Regions from separate parts of the Homo sapiens genome. Here region 2 is linked to region 1. A link is an interaction called in ENCODE POLR2A ChIA-PET data of the cell type or tissue named here. Cell type or tissue: PC-3. All regions are shown on one strand. Each heading gives the region's core, and the rest is flanking DNA. Links, peaks and the distances in the headings are about the cores only. Region 1 has its middle 180 kb from the start of PCLO. Region 2 has its middle 300 kb from the start of CACNA2D1.

Region 1 (10,769 bases), core at 2,610-7,609:
AGACCTCCAATGCTCATAGATTGGAAGAATTAATACTGTTAAACTATCTATATAAGTCAGAGTAATCTTTAGATTCATTACAAGCCCTATCGAAATCCCAAAGACACTTCTAATGGAAACAGACAAAAACAATCCTAAAATTCATATGAAACCACAAAAGACTCAGAATAGCCAAAGCAATTTTGAATGAGAATAAGGCTGGAGGTGTCACACTTCCAGATTCCAAAATATATGATAAAGCTACAATATTCAAAGCAATATGCTACTGGTATAAAACAGCCATACAGACCAATGGAACAAAATAGAAAGCCCAGAAATAAACTCACTCATGTATGGTCAACTGATTTTCAACAAGGATGCCATGAATGCACAATGGGGAAAGGATGATAGTTTCTTCAATAATTGGTGTTGGGAAAACTACTTATCTATATACAAAAGAACAAAATTAGATTCTTATTTTATACCACACATAAAAATTAACTCAAATGAATTAAAGATTTTAACATAAGATCCGAAGCAGTAAAACTTCTATAAAAAATTGGAAACATCATCTTCACATTGGTCTTGACAATGATGTCTTGGATATGACACCCAAAACACAGGCAACAAAAGCAAAAATAGATAAGTGATACTACATCAAACTTAAAATAGTTTGCACAGTAAAGGAAACAATCAACAGGGTGAAAGGGCAACCTATGGGATGGTAGAAAATTTGTAAAGTGTGTATATAATAAAGAATTAATTTCCAAAATATATAGGGAACTCCTAAAACTCAACAACAACAACAACAAACCAACCTGACTCAAAAAATGGGCAAGGACTTGAATGGACATTTCTCCCAAAGAGACATCCAGATGGCAAACAGGTACATGAGAATTTGCTCAACATCACTAATTATCGCGGAAATGTACTTCAAAACCACAATGAGATATCATCTCACACCTATTAGCATGGCTATTATTAAAAAAAAACAAAACAAAAGATAACAAGTGTTGGCAACGTTGTGGAGAAGTTGGAACCTTTGTACACTGATAGTGGGAATATAAAATGGTACAGTCATGACAAAAAGCAGTGTGCAGGTTCCTCAAAAAATTAATAATAGAACAACCATATGATCTAGCCTATACTCCCTTTCCAGATATATTTCCAAGAATATTGAAATCAGAATCTTTAAGGGATATCTACACACCCATATTCATTGCAGCCTTATCCACAATGGCCAAGATATGGAAACAACCTGAATGCCCATCAATGGATGAGACAATATAGAAAACATGTATATATGTATTCAATAGAATATTATTCAGCCTTGGAAAAGAAGGAAATCTTACCATATGTGACAATATCCATGAACCTGGAGGACATTAATGCTAAGTGAAAGAAACCACATGTAGAAGACATATACTACATGATTCCTCTTGTTTGAGGCATCTAAAATGTCAAACATATAGAAGCAGACAATAGAATGGTGGAGCTGAGAAGAGGGGGATATGGGAAGATGTTGTTCAATGGGTATGAAGTTACAGTTAGACTATACAAGATAAGTACTTCCAGAGATCTTCTGTACAACATAATGCCTATAATTAAGAACAAATATTGTGCACTTAGAAATTTTTTAAAATGGTCAATCTCAATCTCATGTCCAGTATTTTTACCACCAAAAAAAACAGGGAGATTAAAAAACTTTTGGAGGCTATGAATTTGTTTATTGCATTGATTGTGGTAATGGTAACATGAATGCATACATATGTCCAAACTCATAAATTGTATACATTACTTATGTGCAGTTTTTATATACCAATTATACCTCTATAAAGTTGGGAGGAGAGAAAAAAGAGAGGCATGGCCAGGATCAAGTATTCTCACCACATCCAATCACAATGTTGCCCTGGGAAAGTCTTAATAGAGTCCATAAGCTGACTCTACTATTTGTAGAGTCCCAAGCAGCTTACTTTCTTGGCTGTCCCAGAAAGTAAAGAAATTACAGTGTTACACATTCTTTTACCCACTCCCTCTAAATATTTTCTTGGGCTCATTTTCTAAGGGAAAAATCTAATTATTCTAACACTCTGTGTTAGTTTTTAACTAGACATAGCCAAAATGTTGAGCTTACCTAAAGCTATGCCCTGCTAGTTAAGAAGATCCTGATATTTGTTTAGCCTGTTGGGTTGTCTGACTGCCCTGACTGTGGTGGCTTCCAGCTCTTTGCCCTAGTAAACAGGTCCCATTTGGCTTACTTTACTTCTATATTGTTTTCCTTTAAGGCAAGGTCCTGGATTATTGCACACCTAGACATAAGCCTTCACAGTCTTAAAAAAGATAGGATTTTGAGAGCTAAATATGATTTAGGGAAAGGTACCACCAATAGCAAAAGTGTAAAGAGGAAAATAAGTACAAGAAATGGATTTTCCCATGGTGACAATTATAGCTAGAATGGTTCATAGAAAAAGTTTATTGAGCAAAGCAAGTATGAATGCAATAGAAACTAAATTATTGACTTTGTGTGAGGAACCTGTACTAGAAGTTGATGCTCATCCCCAATTTTCATTTGCTCTCTCTTCCTTGCAATAATGGAATCATGTCACTTACAGCTGGACACACAGACAATAAGCTAGACTCCCTTGCAGCTAGGTAGAGAGATTTGGTTTCTCTCAGGCTAATTAAAACATAAGCAGAAATTACATGAGGAATATTTCCTACAACAGAAGTTGTTTGTTTCTCCTCTTTCCTTTCACTGCTGGCAGAAGTAGTATGCATTGGATCTGCTGCCTTGGACCCCATCTGGAATTCATGTTGAGAGTATCAAGTGTACCCCATTAGTCCTGGACTCTTCACTTTTAAACTTTTATGTGAGAAAGAAATAAAGTGTTATATTATTTAAGCCTCTGTGTTTTGGGGTTCCATTTTTGCACTAGTTAAATCATGTTCTTCATTAATAAAGAGATTTGAAGACCTCTGAGCACATAGTGAGTGAGAAGCTCAAGACTGCTATGCCAAAAATAATACCATTAATCAAGTGGAGGCTATCATGAAACATGTTCAAACTCTGACACTGATACCAGGCTGAGCCTCACATTTTCTCTGGAACAGTGCTTTCTCTGGCCAATATTATGTTAACATAAACACATCTGGCAGAATCATCTCTTCCTCTTTCTCACCGAGCTTGATTGATGGTATTTTTAAGAAAACTAATGAGCTTTAGAACAGTAATATTGCTTTTAGTGTCAGCCCTCAGTAGCAATGCAAGCAGACAGCCATGTTTGCAATGTGATATTCACCCTGACAAAACACACCTCTTTTATATTCTTACCAGAGTAACTTAGTCCTTCTCCCAGGCATTTCAGTTAAAACATTGCTAATGTTCATATGACCCCTAGAATACAGAAAGGATTTAGTCTTCTAACATAGTACCCATTTGCTCAGGTAAATTGTTTTATTAGGAGTTGTTACTTACAAAATATCAGAAAAGTAGACAAGAAGCAATTCAACTTTCCTAGGAGATTTGGTAGATGAAACCTTTTTCCCAGCAAAGGGGGTTGTATGAAGAGTGCTTTCAGAGGTTCTTTGTCAATGGCTAGCACTTACAATGGACAAGGCCCCATGCATGCAATATCTCATTTAATGTTCCCTCCAACCCCAAGTGGGAGGACTTTTACCACCCATTTTACTGCAGAGAAGTAAGTGGTAGACCTGGGGTTCAAACTCAGTAAGATTGACCTCAGAGCCCCAGGTTTAACCTACATACTATACTCCCTTAACATCTCATGGCTCACATGAGGACCTGAGTAAAATTTTTTCCTTACTTCTTGGTGTGTCAGGGAGTAAGTCTTAAAACCACTGGGTATGAATCCTTCAACTGTAAGCAGTTGACTTTACAAGGCAGAGCAATAATACAATTTTCTTTAGAATGCTACTAGCCGTATCCCTGGGAAGGCAATGGTGAGAAGAAAAATACATACGTAGTACAATCAGGGTTCACTACATGTTTCCAGGATAAAAGTTATGTGCAGTTTCTAAAAACATCTGAGCCTAAACTGTCATTCCTTTAGTTGGTTATAAACCAGGTCAATGTTCTTAATAAAAAATCATGCTAAAGGCAGTTTTAGGATCATGTTCTTTGAAAATTTACTCTTTTAGGCCGGGCACGGTGGCACATGCCTGTAATCCCAGCACTTCGGAGGCTGAGGTGGGTGGATCACCCGAGGTCAGGAGTTCGCAACCAGCCTGGCCAACATGGTAAAACCCCGTCTCTACTAAATACAAAAAAAAATAGCTGGACGTGGTGGCGCATGCCTGTAATCCGAGCTACTTGTGAGGCTGAGACAGGAGAATTGCTTGAAACTAGGAGGCGGAGGTTGCAGTGAGCTGAAATCACACCATTGCGCTCCAGCCTGGGCAACAAGAGCAAAAATCCAATAAAAAAAATTACTCTTTTAAGGTTTAAAAAGAGATATTTCATAGACTTCTTCTAAATATACCATTTTGTCTTTCATTTAGAGATAGATTGAATTTGAAATATAAATATAGCTTAGAGTGACCTGGGCACAGGAATAAGAGCAGCCCTCCTTTTGCTCTGATTTAATAAGTAGGTCTGGCTGTGAATTTTTCACGTGAGTGGGCTCTGTAATGAGCTGGTTATTTCGACAGTTATCATAATAGAAAGGGTATAAACCAGAGACTGCTTTCTAGTAAGTGCCTCGTGACTGTCAGATAAGGGGAGGAGCTGCTTTGCAGAATGTGCCTGTGACTCAGCTCTGTGAAATTCACCAGCATCCTTCTCTGAGATAGACTAAGTGGCAGAATAAGAAATCTGTTAAGGTCTATTAGTGGAGAAGGAGGACTCTGAGAACTGAATCTTCTTATAGAGGTGTCCACAGCTGATCTAGATAAGAATGGGTTGAAGTCCTCATTTTTTATGACCCTTGGCTTAGGACAATTTATTGTCCTGTAGATTGCTATGAGATAACAATTGCTATGAGCTTTACATGTGGCTGACAGCCCAGCGTGATTTCTTTCCGCTCAGCTATAAGAATTTTCTTATGCTTTCTTCATGAGACTAACTATATTGTGCCATAATGTGCCTCATAATATACTTGTTTTATATAGATGTCAATAATTGATATGTTCTTTATTGAGTTGTTTCTCAGTTTCTTGAGTCATATTTGTATATCACATAGATCAGTGTTTTGCACATAGATGTAAATACTGTATAGTTTTTGAATAATGAGGGGAAATGATTTCTTTTTTATTGTATACTTTAAATTCTGGGATACATGTGCAGAATGTGCAGGTTTGTTACATAGGTATACACGTGCCATGGTGGTTTGCTGAACCCATCAACCCATGATCTACACTAGGTGTTTATCCTAATGCTATACCTCCCCTAGCCCCCCGACCCCTGACAGGCCCCGGTGTGTGACGTTCCCCACCCTGTGTCCATGTGTTCTCCTTGTTCAACTCCCACTTAGGAATGAGAACATACGGTGTTTGGTTTTCTGTTTCTGTGTTAGTTTGCTGAGTATGATGGTTTCCAGCTTCATCCATGTCCCTGCAAAGGACATGAACTCATCCTTTTTTATGGCTGCATAGTATTCCATGGTGTATATGTGCCACATTTTCTTTATCCAGTCTATCATTGATGGGCATTTGAATTGGTTCCAAGTCTTTGCTATTGTGAACAGTGCTACAATAAACATACGTGTCCATGTGTCTTTATAGTAGAATGATTTATAAACCTTTGGGTGTATACCCAGTAATGGTATTTGTGGTTCTAGATCCTTGAGGAATCTCCACACTGTCTTCCACAATGGTTGGCTAATTTACACTCCCACCAACCATGTAAAATCATTCCTATTTCTCCACATCCTCTCCAGCATCTATTGTTTCCTGACTTTTTAATGATTGCCATTCTAACTGGCATGAGATGGTACCTCAAAGTGGTTTTGATTTGCATTTCCCTAATTACCAGGGATGGTGAGCTTTTCTTCATATGTTTTTTGGCCACATAAATGTCTTCTTATGAGAAGTGTCTGTTCACATACTTTGCCCACTTTTTGATGAGGTTGGTTTTTTCTTGTAAATTTGTTTAAGTTCCTTGTAGATTCTGGATATTAGCCCTTTGTCAGAAGGATAGATTGCAAAAATTTTCTCCCACTCTGTAAGTTGCCTGTTCACTCTGATGATAGTTTCTCTTGCTGTGCAGAAGCTCTTTAGTTTAATGAGATCACATTTATCAATTTTGACTTTTGTTGTCATTGCTTTTGGTGTTTTAGTCATGAAGTCTTTGCCCATGCCTATGCCCTGAATGGTATTGCCTAGGTTTTCTTCTAGAGAGTTTATGGTTTTAGGTCTTAAGCTTAGGTCTTTAATCCATCTTGAGTTAATTTTTGTAAAAGATGTAAGGAAGGGATCCAGTTTCAGTTTTCTGCATATGGCTAGCCAGTTTTCCCAACAACATTTATTAAATAGGGAATCCTTTCCCCATTTCTTGTTTTTGTCAGGTTTGTCAAAGATCAGATGGTTGTAGATGTGTGGCGTTATTTCTGAGGCCTCTGTTCTGTTCCATCAGTCTATATATCTGTTTTGGTACCAGTACCATTCTGTTTTAGTTACTGTAGCATTGTAGTATAGGTTGAAATCAGGTAGCATGATGCTTTAAGCTTTGTTCTGTTTGCTTAGGATTGTCTTGGCTATACAGTCTCTGTTTTGGTTCCACATGAAATTTAAAGTAGTTTTTTCTAATTCTGTGAAGAAAGTCAATGGTAGCTTGATGGGGATAGCATTGAATATAAAATTACTTTGGGCAGTATGGCCATTTTCACAATATTGGTTTTTCCTATCCATGAGCATGGAATGTTTTTCCATTTGTCCTCTTATTTCCTTGAGCAGTGGCTTGTAGTTCTCCTTGAAGTGGTCCTTCACATTCTTTGTAAGTTTTATTCCTATGTATTTTATTTTCTTCGTAGCAATTGTGAATGGGAGTTCACTCATGATTTGGCTCTCTGTTTGTCTATTATTGGTGTATAGGAATGCTTGTGATTATTGCACATTGATTTTGTATCCTGAGACTTTGCTGAAGTTGCTTATCAGCTTAAGGAGATTTTTGGGCTGAGATGTGCGGTTTTCTAAATATACAATCATGTCATCTGCAACCAGAGACAATTCAATTTCCTCTCTTCCTATTTGATACCCTTTATTTCTTTCTCTTGCCTGATTACCCTGGCTAGAACTTCCAATACTATGCAGAATAGAAGTGGTGAGAGAGGGCATCCTTGTCTTGTGCTAGTTTAAAGGGAATGCTTCCAGTTTTTGCCCATTCACTATGATATTTGCTGTGGGTTTGTCATAAATAACTCTTATTATTTTGAGATATGATCCATCAATACCTTGTTTATTGAGAGTTTTTAGCATGAAAGGGTGTTGAATTTTATCAAAGGCCTTTTCTGCATCTATTAAGATAACCTCGTGGTTTTTGTCATTGGTTCTGTTTATGTGATGGATTATGTTTATTGATTTGCATATGTTGAACCAGCCTTGCATCCCACGGATGAAGCTGACTTGATCATGGTGGATAAGCTTTTTGATGTGCTGCTGGATTTTGTTTGCCAGTATTTTATTGTGGATTTTCGCATCGATGTTCATCAGGGATATTGGCCTGAAATTTTCTTTTTTTGTTGTGTCTCCACCAGGTTTTGATATGAGGATGATCCTGACCTCATAAAATGAGTTAGGAAGGAGTCCCTCATTTTCTATTGCTTGGAATAGTTTCAGAAGGAATGGCACCAGCTCCTCTTTGTACCTCAGGTAGAATTTGGCTATAAATCATCTAGTCCTCAGCTTTTTTTGGTTGGTGGGCTATTAATTACTGCCTCAATTTCAGAACTTATTATTGGTCTATTCAGGGATTCGACTTCTTCCTGGATTAGTCTTGGGAGGGTATATATGTCCAGGAATTTATCCATTTCTTCTAGATTTTCTATTTTATTTGCTTAGAGGTGTTTGTAGTATTATCTGATGGTAGTTTGTATTTCTGTGGGATCAGCGGTGATATCCCCTTTATCATTTTTTATTGTGTCTATTTGATTCTTCTTCCTTTTCTTCTATATTAGTCTGGCTACTGATCTATCTATTTTGTTAATATTTTCAAAAAACAAGCTCCTGGATTCATTGATTTTTTGAAGGAAGTTTTTTGTTTCTATCTCCTTCAGTTCTGCTCTGATCTTAGCTATTTCTTCTCTTCTGCTAGCTTTTGAATTTGTTTTCTCTTGCTTCTCTAGTTCTTTTAATTGTGATGTTAGGGTGTTGATTTTAGATCTTTCCTGCTTTCTTCTGTGGGCATTTAGTGCTATAAATTTCCCTCTACACACTGCTTTAAATGTGTCCTAGAGATTCTGGTATGTTGTGTCATTGTTCTCATTGGTTTCAGAGAACTTATTTCTTTCTGCCTTAATTTTGTTCTTTACCCAGTAGTCATCCAGGAGCAGTTTGTTCAGTTTCCAGGTAGTTGTGCGGTTTTGAGTGAGTTTCTTAATCCTGAGCTCCAATTTGATTGCACTGTTGTCTGAGAGACTGTTATAATTTCCATTCTTTTGCATTTGCTGAGGAGTGTTTTACTTCCTTATATGGTCAAGTTTAGGATAAGTGTGATGTGGTACTGAGAAGAATGTATATTCTGTTGATTTGGGGTGGAGAGTTCTGTAGATGTCTATTAGGTCTGCTTGGTCCAGAGCTGAGTTCAAGTCCTGGATATTGTTGTTAATTTTCTGTCTCATTGATCTGTCTAACACTGACAGTGGGGTGTTAAAGTCTCCCATTATTATTGTGTGGGAGCCTAAGTCTCTTTGTAGGTCTCTAAGAGCCTGCTTTATGAATCTGGGTACTCCTGTATTGGGTTCATATATATTTAGAATAGCTAGCTCTTCTTGTTGCATTGATCACTTTACCATTATGTAATGACCTTCTTTGTCTTTTTTGATCTTTGTTGGTTTAAAGTCTGTTTTATCAGAGACTAGAATTGCAACTCTACTTTTTTTCCTTTCCATTTGCTTGGTAAATCTTCCTCCATCCCTTTATTTTGAGTGTATGTGTGTCTTTGCATGTGAGATGGGTCTCCTGAATACAGCACACCAATGGGTCTTGACTCTTTATCCAATTTGCCAGTCTGTGTCTTTTAACTGGGGCATTTAGCCCATTTACATTTAAGGTTAATATTGTTATGTGTGAATTTGATCCTGTCATTTTGATGCTAGCTAGTTATTTTGCCCTTTTGTTAATGCAGTTTCTTCATAGTGTTGATGGTTTTTACAATTTGGTATGTTTTTGCAGTGGCTGGTACTGGTTTGTCCTTTCCATATTTAGTGCTTCCCTCAGGAGCTCTTGTAAGGCAGGCCTGGTGGTGACAAAAGCTCTCAGCATTTGCTTTTCTGTAAAGGATTTTATTTCTCCATTGCTTCTGAAGCTTAATTTGGCTGGATATGAAATTCTGGGTTGAAAATCTTTTCTTTAAGAATGTTAAATATTGGCCCCCACTCTCTTCTGGCTTGTAGGGTTTCTGTAGAGAGATCCACTGTTAGTCTGATGGGCTTCCCTTTGTGGGTAACCTGACCTTTCTCTCTGGCTTCCCTCAACGTTTTTTCCTTCATTTAAGCCTTGGTGAATCTGACAATTATCTGTCTTGGGGTTACCCTTCTCGAGGAGTATCTTTGTGGTGTTCTCTGTATTTCCTGAATTTGAATGTTGGCCTGTCTTGCTAGGTGGAGGAAGTTCTCCTGGGTAATATCCTAAAGAGTGTTTTCCAGCTAGGTTCCATTCTCCCCATCAATTTCAGGTACACCAATCAAATGAAGGTTTGGTCTTTTCACATAATCCCATATTTCTTGGAGGCTTTGTTTGTTCCTTCTCATTCATTATTTTTCTAATCTTGTCTTCATGCTTTATTTCATTAAGTTGATTCTCAGTCTCTGATATCCTTTCTTCTGCTTGATCAAGTCAGCTATTGATACTTGTGTATGCTTTAAGAAGCTCTCGTGCTGTGTTTTTCAGCTCCATCAGGTCATTTATGTTCTTCTCTAAACTGGTTATTCTAGTTAGCAATTCATCTAACATTTCTTCAAGGTTCTTGGCTTCCTTGGATTAAGTTAGAACATGCTCCTTTAGCCCAGAGGAGTTTGTTATTACCCACCATCTGAAGCCTACTTCTTTCAGTTCTTCAAACTCATTCTCCAAGTTTTGTTCCCTTGCTGGGAAGGAGTTGTGATCTTTTGGAGGAAAAGAGGCGTTCTGGTTTTTGGAATTTTCAGACTTTTTGTGCTGATTTTTCCTCATCTTCGTAGATTTATCTACCTTTGGTCTTTGATGTTGGTGACCTTCAGATGGGGTTTCTGTTTGGACATCCTTTTTGTTGATATTGATGCTATTCCTTTCTGTTTGTTAGTTTTCCTTCCAACAGTTGGGCCCCTCAGCTGCAGGTCTGCTGGAGTTTGGTGAAGGTCCACTTCACACCCTGTTTGCCTGGGTATCACCACCGGAGACTGGAGAATAGCAAAGATTGCTGCCTGTTCCTTCCTCTGGAAGCTTCATCCCAGAGGGGCACCTGCCAGATGTCAGCCAGAGCTCTCCTGTATGAGGTGTCTGTCGGCCCATACTGGGAGGTATCTCCCAGTTAGCAGGCATGGTAGTCAGGCACCCACTTGAGGAGGCAGTCTGTCCCTTAGCAGAGCTTAAGCACTGTGCTGGGAGATCCACTGCTCTCTTCAGAGCCAGCAGGCAGG
Region 2 (10,769 bases), core at 2,114-7,113, 600 kb after region 1:
ACCAGGAGACACGTCCAAGCTTCCACACAGATGGGTTTGGCAACTTATGATTGGTATGTGACCTTGCCTTACCCATCATTAAATATTTTTGATATCATCCTTGCAATCATATTTATATTGGTGTCATTCTTTATAGCCACAAACTCAAAACAACCCAAACATCAACAATAAAATAGGTAAATATTTTACAGTATATTAATGCAACAGAATAACATGAAACAACAAAAATGAACAAACAAGAGCTATACACGTCAATATGAATAAGTTTTATATATATGTGGACAAAAAATATAGTGTGATTCTAATAACTATGAAAATTCAGGGCATGATTATCACAAAAGAAAGGATAGGTTACCTCACAGGGGAATAAGTAGACGTAATTGGCTAAGGGAAGAGAAGGAGGGAAGAATGAAGACTTAAATACTTAAATTCAATGCCTAAGTAAATCCTCTTCCTTCTCCTCTCCCACTCCAAATACATTTGTCATTATCTTCATGACATGATAGGAATTTACAACTGGGAGCAAGGAACCCATTGAAGTTCTCTCTCTCCAGCAAGAGACTAGGAGATAGGGACACTATCTTCCTTGATGACTGCATTTTAAAGGGACGGCTGCATCATCCTTGAGAAAGACCATCCTGGTCTATAAAACTGTCTTAAGGCAGGCTTTGAGTCTAGAAGCCTATCTATATTTTCTGCAAAAGTATTCCTGATTTTAAAAAGGAGGAGGAGGAGGAAAAGTGGAGGAGGAGAGAGAAGGAAGAGGAGGAGGAGGAGGAAGAAGAAGGAGAAGGAGGAAAGAAGAAAGAAGAAGAAGAAGCCTGTCACTGTCATGAGTGTGGTCAAGCTGAGGGAAATGTTAAGACCAAGTTGGTCACATTCTTAACTTCCCAACCACTTGCCACCTCCAACACACACACACACACACACACACCCCTGAAGTGGAAATAACCTTGAAAGTGAGTTGTCACTAACCTGACCAAAAGCATATTGAAATTGTAAATTTACAATGAATTGAAATCAATTGTAAATTTACAATGAATTGAAATACAAGATGAAAATAAGGTCGGTAAAATCTGTAACCTCTTCTCCAGAAGGTAAACAATCAAAAAGATTGGCCAGTGGTGGAATAGGTTAATTAACACCTTCCAAAAGATGTTCACTCTCAAATCTGTGAACAAATAGCTGAGACAATTTACTAATTTGAGAATTTTGTAATTTTTTTTATTTTCATAGATTTAGAGGGTCCAAATGCAGTTTTGCTACATGGATTAATTTGGGAATTTTTAACCTGCTATCACTTGTCACACTTTTTAAAATTACAACTACTATCTCAATTCCATTTTCACTTTTGTTTTGAAAGAACAAAACACAAGATTTATTCAAGGCCACCTCATTAAGATAACTTAAATGAATAGATCAGTTATTTCAAGGTATAGGGATTTATGTGGGTAGCCACAGTATTTTCAAGTAAGGTTATTCTATGTACAAGAGACTATATGACTTAGTTTTTAAAAATACAGAATATTTAGTCAGGAGAATTGGGCTCTAAACCATAATTTTGACACTAATTAGTGCTACAACACTGGGCGGGTATCCTTAAGGCCTCAGGTTTCCCAAGTTAAAGAGCTGGACTACATCATCCACAGTGTTCCCCACAGATCTAACAAAACTGACAACACTATTGCATTCTTTAAATAAAATCTTTCTGTTTTCTAGCTTGTTGCCCATTTATACATAATTTCTCAAAAAATCACTATAATTAGCCAATATTTAAAACTAAATTTTAATACTCAATCTGAGTCAATATCTGACTCTAAATACAAGTAACCAATAAAATAAGCTCACTTTCTGGGCAATGTATTGTGCTTCTGCTAGAACCCTGTCCAGTTCTATAATTTCTGGTATTTCCAATTTTTTTCTGAACCTCATAATTTGTTCATATAATTGTCATAATTCTTAGTTTTTAGATTTTTAAGCACAATAGAAAGGTATGGAGGACAATTACGAGGCAAACCAATAAGCATAAGCATAATCTAATCTTTGATCATGATCAAGAAATACCAGTATTATGACTGGGCCATTTCATGTATGTGCCCATTATCCTACTTCTGGAGAGGTCATTGACAAAGGTGGCTAACTTCATCTAACCAAATCATTTTGACTACTTCATTGTTCACTATATCTTCTTTCATATATGCTTTCTTAGGTATTAACTTAAGATGCAAAAATCTTCACACTCTGTACCCGTTCCCATGTGTCCGCCCATACTCTATCATAGACCTTCTTGTCTCTGATCCTCCAGTCTTTTCCCCCCAGGCCCCTCACCAGCCATCAAGGCCATTAGTAAATGTCCAGAAATCTGTATATATTGTCCCCTCAGGCCATTTCTCCTTCCTCAGACTGGATGACCAGGTTCTTCATTTTCACCTCCACGTGTTGGGAAGATGTTTTCTCTCTACTGATTATCAAGTAATGCTACAGTCCTCTGTCATCCATTTTCAATTTGAGCTCAAATACTGAGACTGCCTGTCTATAAATCAAGCATGGGTATTTTTCTTTTTCTTCAGCTGGTCTTAGAAAATGCACCAAGTAAAGAGCACTGGTACAACCATCCTGAGTGACATGTGGGTCTAGGCCACCTGCTCATACAGCCTGCCTGTGCCCTTGTTGTTGCTTAAACTTGATCTCCAATGTAGTACTTTTAACTTGTGATGGACTGCTGCTGAGCCTGCTGACTTTATGACACGTAGATCTAAGAGAGCCAGCTCATTATGGGCAGTTCCGGGAACATGCTTACTTGGTGCCCCATGGTCAAGTGTTTCATCTGTACAAGGGCCAACTGTCATGCCAAAAGGTGATTCTAAAATGGAGTATAATTCCCCACTGCAGATGTTATGGCCTTGCTTCAGAATCCCAGTAGGATACACTAAGATTCTCACACTGGGGTTTACCATAAACTTACATTCCATCTTCTCCCACTACTGACGTTTACAACAATTTAGAGCCGGAGAGATTACATGATCCAAGTGGTAGGGCTGCTTGACCCACATCCTCAACCAGCTGCAGAGCCCTTTTCTATTCTAGAACTCATTTAAAGCTATCATCCTTTCATATCACTGGACTTAAGGGCTAGACAATATTGTTAAGTTCAAAATGTGTTCCAGCCACGATCCAAAAAGGTCTTTCAGGTGTGGTGCTTCCTTTTCTGTGATAAGGGCAAGAAGATACATAAATTTGACCTTTACTTTGCAGGGGATACCTCAAATGCCCCTGATCACTGGACCCCAAAAAACCTGACTGAAATTGCAGTTTTCAGAAATGTGTCTTTGCAAGGCTTCCAAAATACTAGCCACTGTTTCTTGAACTGTCTAAATCAGCATAGTGTCATCAATAAAATAAATAAATAAATCACAATAAATCAACAAATCAATGTAATAGCCTATGAAGTGTCCAGATGGTTGAGATCCATTTTAAATATATTATGACAAAGGGTTGAAAGAGTTAATATAGTCCTAGGGTAAAACTGTAAGTCAATATTGCTGTCCATTCCACATATATGAAAATTTCCGTGATTTTTTCTGATCAGAATTTTTTTAAATTATGCATTTGCAAAATCCACATCTGCATACTACATTACCTGAAGCCTTAATATCGGCTCTAGCAATAATACCACCCATGGTATAGTAGCTACAACAAGAACTATTACTTGGCTGAGCTTACAGTATCTATAGTCTATATTTATTCTCCAGGATCCATTTATTTCACCCATGGGGAAGAATGGTAAGTTAAGCAGAGATATGCTAGGGCCATACATCCCTGCAACCTTTAGCTCTTGAATGGCATGTTTATTCTACCTTTCCTCCCTGTCCCCCAGAGATACACTGATTTACTATCTTGGTACAGGTAGGAGGGAAGAATAATTTCAGAGGTTTCCACTTGGTCTTTCCAAGAAGTCCAAAGACCAAACATGGGGAATATGCCAAATGCCAGGTAAAATACCAATTGCATATTGAAGACCAGGAAATGACCACCAGATATGTCTGTGAACACAGTGAATCCACTCTAGGCCAGGCTTTAGCAGACTCCACTTATTACGTGGCTCCTGTAAATCTCCACCCTAACTAGAGCGCCATGATGATTCACTGAGTCACCAGGTATCAACGTCAACTCAGAAATCTGTTCAACATTCCTCTGAGTACTTCTTTTTTCCTAGTAGATGGTCACATGAGTAAATAACTAGAAGTCCCTTTGAGAAAAGACTTGGGGAATCATTACAGTATATACATGCTTTGTATTGGAGACTTGTTCCTTTATGGGCACATGGTCATCCCTTTAGTAAATGAATCCTGAAACTCAAAATTAATTTAGGCGTGAGAACTAGGCAAAGCATTGTAACTTTATTTGTGGCAACTGGCCTCAGCCTCCCGCTTCTTCATTCTAGCTTATTTCTGATTGCAGATGTCAAGCAGCTCACTCATTAGCTACCCATCTATTTTGCCCCTAGTGATGCCATATTGTATTAACAACCTCCATAACTCCCTGAAGGTCAAGCCCCCTTGACTACTCCAATCTTGTGTGTCCCCTGCTTTTGTCTGTTAAGCCCTGCCACTTAGCCTCAATTATTCAGGGTCTCATCATGCTCATGAATACTAATCAGACCTGTTCTGGGAGCCCCTCTCCATCCAACTGCCCGTCATTCTGAGATGAGCTGCCACTGAACTTATGGATGCTGCTGCCCTCACCAATTGATTCCTGTTGGCTGAAGGACTCCCTGTGACCTCCCATGAAGCATAACATTTAATGGGGCTTCTGGCCCTACATGCCATGCATTCCATCAGGCCCACATTCCTGAGCCTTTTGCTTCTGCCAGGCAACCCAGGCATTTCCACTTTGCTCGGCCAGGGCCATCACTTATTCCTGGCTTTTAAGAGCCACTCTTAGCAGAAAGTTTGTTCTGTATTCTGGGGTCCTTACCAGGGTATAAAATAAAATGTCTCAAAAAAAGTGCTGCCAAGTCCATTGTTCTTATTCAGTCTTTCACTCTGGCTTCCGTGATCAAGCACCCTCAAACCTAACCCCAGGGGTGATCCCTTGGCTACTGTTTGTACATTGTAGCATATACCTGAAACTCCTTCAGTTTATAAACTCATTTCTCCCTTATCAGCCCAGCATGTCTCCAGTTAGATTGTGCTAGAATTCAGTCACAGTTTTCAGCTTTATAATCAGGATAGGCAGGAGGGGCAACTCTTGAGAAGGTCACCTGTCGTCTTGCAAAGGAGAGGCTGCTCTGTAGCTTTTTCCTGTGGGGGAGCAGTACTAGCTCTTACTAGGGAGGGACAGCCTTCTCCCTTTTGCAAATTCTGAGGGTCAGAGGGGTCTGAAAAGCCACAATTCTCAGGGATATGGTCAAAGTAAAAATTGCACTGGAAGGCAAAGAAGACATTATTCAAAGCTGCTAAAACAGAAGAGAGAGGTCGTCTGAAGTCAACTCTATTGAAACAAAGAGAAGGAGGAATTTTCAGAACTGGGATGATCTACTGGAAAAGTGCTGGAGGACATGGGGTGGGGGTTGGGCGGTTGATCAGTGGGATGTGCTAATCCTGAGTTTGCAAATGTTTTTTCTCAATTATTAGGCCATCCATGTTTGCTAATTGGTGCCCATAAAAGTTAGGCTCCCATTCGCACACAGAAACTGAAAGATAGGTGCACTATCTTTCCTCGAAATTACATGTCAAAAGAGTGGCTTCTAAGTCCTCAAGAAAGACTTTCCTGGATTATGAGAGGACCTCAGGGGTTTTAAAGCCATCCCGGTCAGCGTTGACTCAGGTGTTCCAATTCTATCTGGTAGGGTTCCAGAGATCCTAACCACAGCCCTAACCTTAAGGGAAACCTGTACTGTCTTTGCTGAACGTTAAAATGTCTCTGGAGCCTCTGTAGTTCTCACTATGAAACCCCGGGTCTGCTTCTCAGCAACTATCAGCTCTTCCATTGCAGGGAGTAAGGGCTTCTTCCTAAACTACCACAAAGGGCCTCTGGCTATCACAGCTAACTTTACGAATTTGTCAACTTCCTTATCATTTATCGTTATACCTCTATAAAGCAACACTTCAACTTAGTAGTAAATAGTCAGTTCTGCTGTCCTTACAGGCATTGTGCACTCTGTGTCTTTCAAATGCCTTGATCCTCACACCAAGGACATTCCTCTCCCTGGGGACTTCTCCTAAGTCATCACTCCTGAAATCAGCAGCAATTGGGCTGCCACCTTATTCAGAAATTATCTATGCTTTGCGTTTCAGATGATGTATTTCCTTTTCAAGTGTTAAATATTCTTTATTTGATATTACACACACACCACACTAAAATGCCTTTCAATAAGTACGAGAAACTTTTTTTTTTTTTCCAGACAGAGTCTTGTTCTGTTGCCCAGGCTGGAGGTCAGTGGTGTGCGATCTCGGCTCACTGCAACCTCCACCTCCTGGGTTCAAGCGATTCTCCTGCCTCAGCCTGTTGAGTAGCTGGGATTACAGGCATGTGCTAACACACTTGGCTAATTTTTGTGTTTTTAGTAGAGATGAGGTTTCACCATATTGGCCAGGTTGATCTTGAACTCCTGACCTCAAATGATCCACCCACTTTGGACTCCCAAACTGCTAGGACTACAGGCATGAGCCACCACACCTGGCCAAGGAACCATTTTAGATACAGGAAATTCTAATTAGGTTGGTATAGTTAAAACCAAAAAGATAAAGTAGACTTTGCCACCTTATCTTCAGCCCAGCCTTTAGGAGGCAAATAACACAAAACACAAATGAGTCTTGCTTGGTTCTGAGAAAAAGGGGGGATTTCCCCAGTATTTAAATATAGTCATATAACAAGTATATACATCTGAATATAAAACCAATCTCTAATAGATTTTAAGATGGCATGCACCGTCTTTGTGGAAAGTTGAACATTATTAACAAAGTCCAGTCATATCTTCAGAAGACGAAAACAGCGATAGCATTTACTGAATCAGAATTACTATTAACGTTCAAAAAACCAAACATATTAATTTAACCACAAGCCAGTCTTAGTTAAGTCAGGACTGCCCAAGAAAAATATTCTGTCAGTCATTCATGATCAGAATTCTGATGTATGAGATCTATTAAATCATGGCACACATAAAAAAAGTCACAAGACATACCACAGAAATACAAACTACCATCAGAGAATACTATAAACACCTCCAAGGAAATAAACTAGAAAATCTAGAAGAAATGGATAAATTCCTGGACACATACACCCTCCCAAGACTAAACCAGGAAGAACTTCTGAACAAAAATCTTCTTGCCCTTCTCATCATCGCCCATATTTAATTCTCTCTCATCGCTGGTGATATGAAGATTTCTGTTCAAAAGCCAGACATCTTGCTAAGTCCAGTATGGTACTTTATTTGCCAACTGGAGAGGGAATGATCCAGTCCCCACAACCCCCTTCTTGTCACCTGTTTTCTCAGACCACTCTCTGTGTCAGTTTGGGTCCTCTGAGTAGACACCAGGACAGGATTGGATGTCCAAGGGATTTGCGGGTGTATTGCCTTTGAAGGAAGAGCCTTCAGACCGAGATGGAAACATCATGACTGTGAAGAAAGAATGAAAAGAAAAGGAAGGACTGGGAAGGAAGGACTCCTTCAGACTGCAGAACTGTTCTGAAAAACTCTTGGGCACACTAAGGTGGTGGAGGGCGCTTCAAAGAAAATGCGTTCATTAGAGGAGGCGTCACTTTGAGCAGGCATGGACTGGTTCTACCCTGCTGTGCTTGACCATTGTCTGGGAGCAGCTTATAGGATGTGTGGCCTCAGTGCTCAGGAGGGGAGCAGCTAGAAATTGTTGATCAACTACCCTCCCACAGGAGGTTTTTATGAAGATCTGAGCAGGACATTTCCACAGCCACCACAGCATGTCATTTACAAGAACTCTTTATAAAATATGAAAAAGTAGGATAGAGAAATCTAATGGCAATTAAAACTTAAGGCCATAGGGAAAAATGGGATTCAGTTTGGAATTAGAAATCAGTGCACCTCATATTCCATTCTATCTTGGAGAGCAATAACCATTATTTTCTTCCTAGTATGTTTTAAGTATAATTTTGGTTTCCTCAAATAGTCTATTTCTTATACCAAGTATGATATTGTATATGTGAAGTTTGCCCTTTTAAAAAATTTATACAAAGAGAATGCTAAAAATGCTGAGATAACTAGAATAACATTGGCCCAGTGCTTTCTTAGTTGATGGGTAAACAAGAAAAAAAAGAACTTTTTCACTAAATCATTTTGGATAGCTTGATGTTCTTTTAATGTGTAAGAAAAAAATGGTTTAGCCTGGTGTAAACATGCCTTTGATTTCTGAATTTTAATGTTGGCTTTTAATGATGGTGCAGCATACTCTTAGCAGTGCTTGAAATGCCTCTTTAGTACATACTTCAAAGGAATGCTCAGAGCTGCTGCCTCTGCAATTGTTTAGTACTCTCATAAAGTGGAATTTGAAAGTGTGTCTTCTCCCAGGGAAGAAAAAAATCCCAGGAACTAGATACATTGATAGATGTAATTGAGATTGAAATTATTCTGTTTTCATTGAGGTCTAGGGTCTCAGTTCAAACATATCTAGCCTATTGCCATTCTATTGGGTACTTTTTATGCTCTCTTCTGTTCTTTTTTTTTTTCTATTTGTTAGAGTTGTCCTTCATCATCATCATCGCTACCATCAATAACATTATCAAAAATTACCATTAAAAGTATCACTTTGCCTTTAATATGTTAAGCATTACTGCTCAATGTGAGCTGAATGTTTTTGGTTTCCTTCCTATGCACAGTAGGAGAGAGTCAGGGCTGAAGGCCAAATACTTATAGGTTAAAACTAACAACTCAAACCCATAGTCCTCAGAAACATCAAGACCAAATGTTGGGGTCTTGAGTCAGGAGATGGGAGAGAGGAAGCGCTTATGGGAAATGTTTTATTCTAGTCATCGTGAAGTTCAACCTATCTTGGACATGAAGACCCCTGACATGCACTCACAGTAGAATATTTTTATGAAAGCTGTTCTGAGATCAGAAGGGGCCAAGCGGTCTTGATGATGGGGGTTAATTCCTAAACATCTCAATCAGTTTCCCTATAGTCCCTGAATATTTTTGACATCTGGATGTTTTAAGTGCAAAATATGTATTTTAAGACACTTACCTAAGGAGCAAAGTTCATTATTATTCAATGGTGTTTTATTTACTGATGTTTAGAATTCATTATTAAAAACTCTTATCAAGCTATAGATACTTGCTCACTACAGTCACTTTTCTTCCCTAAGATATGCTGTAAACTTGGCATTTTTAAAAAATGTTTATTTTTCTTCCCTCAGCTTCTGGACTCAATATCAATAAGGCAGCTAATGTTGATAAAAGAAGACACATTCCATGCATTTTAAAGAAAAACGCAATTTATTTTTAAAACCCCATTCCAGTGAATATTTTAAAATATTTTATACAATAATTAATATCTCTCCAAAAATACAGCTTACTGCTTCTCATTGTTCTTTCATATTAGCTTGAATTACTGATTACCTGAATATAGCACGCTGCTAAAGGAAAAGGTTGAAATAGTCTGGAAATTCCAGATCCATCTTTGCTTTTCTAGACATATTCTGCTAGAGTCCCCTGCTCCAGCATTTGTGAATCACGCCCTCTGCTGGAGCCCCATGAGTTCAGTTGAATTGAGTTCAGTTTAATACTGAATGAGTATGCCAAGTGCACTAGAAAAACTCTTTAATCAATGATGACCCAGTTAACAGAGAAGATGCACAAAATCTGTGCCTAGCAGTCCCTCAGAAATGAAAGCCTTTCTGCTGTGATCTATTTATGTTTTATTTCTTAAATATCTAATGAGGCTAAGTCAGATTTTTCTGACAGCTTTGGATCCTCAGCTTTCTGCATTCATCATTTCCGGTCTGTAACAGCAAAATCTATATTTAAAGTATTTTATTCTTTTCTTTTCTTCAACCTATACAGATATATAGGTAGAAGATCTATATCCAATACAAATATACCCTTCTTATCTTTTCCCTCAAAATATTTTGCAGAGACCTTTGTCCTCCACAAAAGGTGACTTTATGCAGAGTGTAGTAGTGTAGTGGGATGGAAGAGAAGGTTCCCCTGTTTAAAAAAATATATTTGATATCAACCCAAATCAATGCTTTCTACCATTCAACACCCCCAATATCTCACTCAGGCTGTTCTAAAAGGATCTACAAAGTAGTTCCTGTAGGAAACAGAAACTGGTCTGTTTGCAGTTTTTAAAAAATATCCTGATACTATTATTCCTCTGCATCTTATGTCAAAAAAAGCACACAATTTCTATCAACATAAAGGATCATGTTTTAGAAAATCTGGATATACTAAGATCCATTTTTTTCCTTTCAAATCTGTATTAGTCTGGGTTCTCTAGAGAAACAGAAGCCATAGGAGATAGGTAGGTGATTGATTGATAGACAGATAAATAGATAGATAGGTAGATGGATAGATACACAGACATCCAGATAGATAAATTTGCCATAGGAGTTGGCTCACATAATTACGGAGGCTGAGAAGTCCAAAATTTGCAGTCAGCAAGCTAGAGACTCTGGAGAGCCGATGGTATAGTTCCAGGTCAAGTTTGAAGGCCTGAAAACCAGGTGAGCAGATGATGTAAGTTCCTGTCTGATTTTGAAGGCCTGAGGACCAAGACAGCTGATGCATAAGTTTC

Evidence for each region. Peaks named below come from ENCODE experiments on the same cell type or tissue, not always from the same donor. Only the 100,000 strongest peaks of a DNase experiment are listed, where the experiment ranks them.
Region 2: POLR2A ChIA-PET joins it to region 1 with 6 read pairs; 2 of 35 experiments call an interaction of 5 or more read pairs at or near these places.

What each region holds. Positions count from the first base shown.
Region 1 is chr7:83,342,218-83,352,986 of GRCh38, reverse strand. No RefSeq gene overlaps it. Among named protein-coding and RNA genes, the nearest start is that of PCLO, 180 kb to the right of the region's middle. In PC-3, for the core only: no CTCF peak of the experiment used is centred there; a DNase peak (open chromatin) is centred at 4,746.
Region 2 is chr7:82,739,386-82,750,154 of GRCh38, reverse strand. No RefSeq gene overlaps it. Among named protein-coding and RNA genes, the nearest start is that of CACNA2D1, 300 kb to the right of the region's middle. In PC-3, for the core only: no CTCF peak of the experiment used is centred there; no DNase peak of the experiment used is centred there.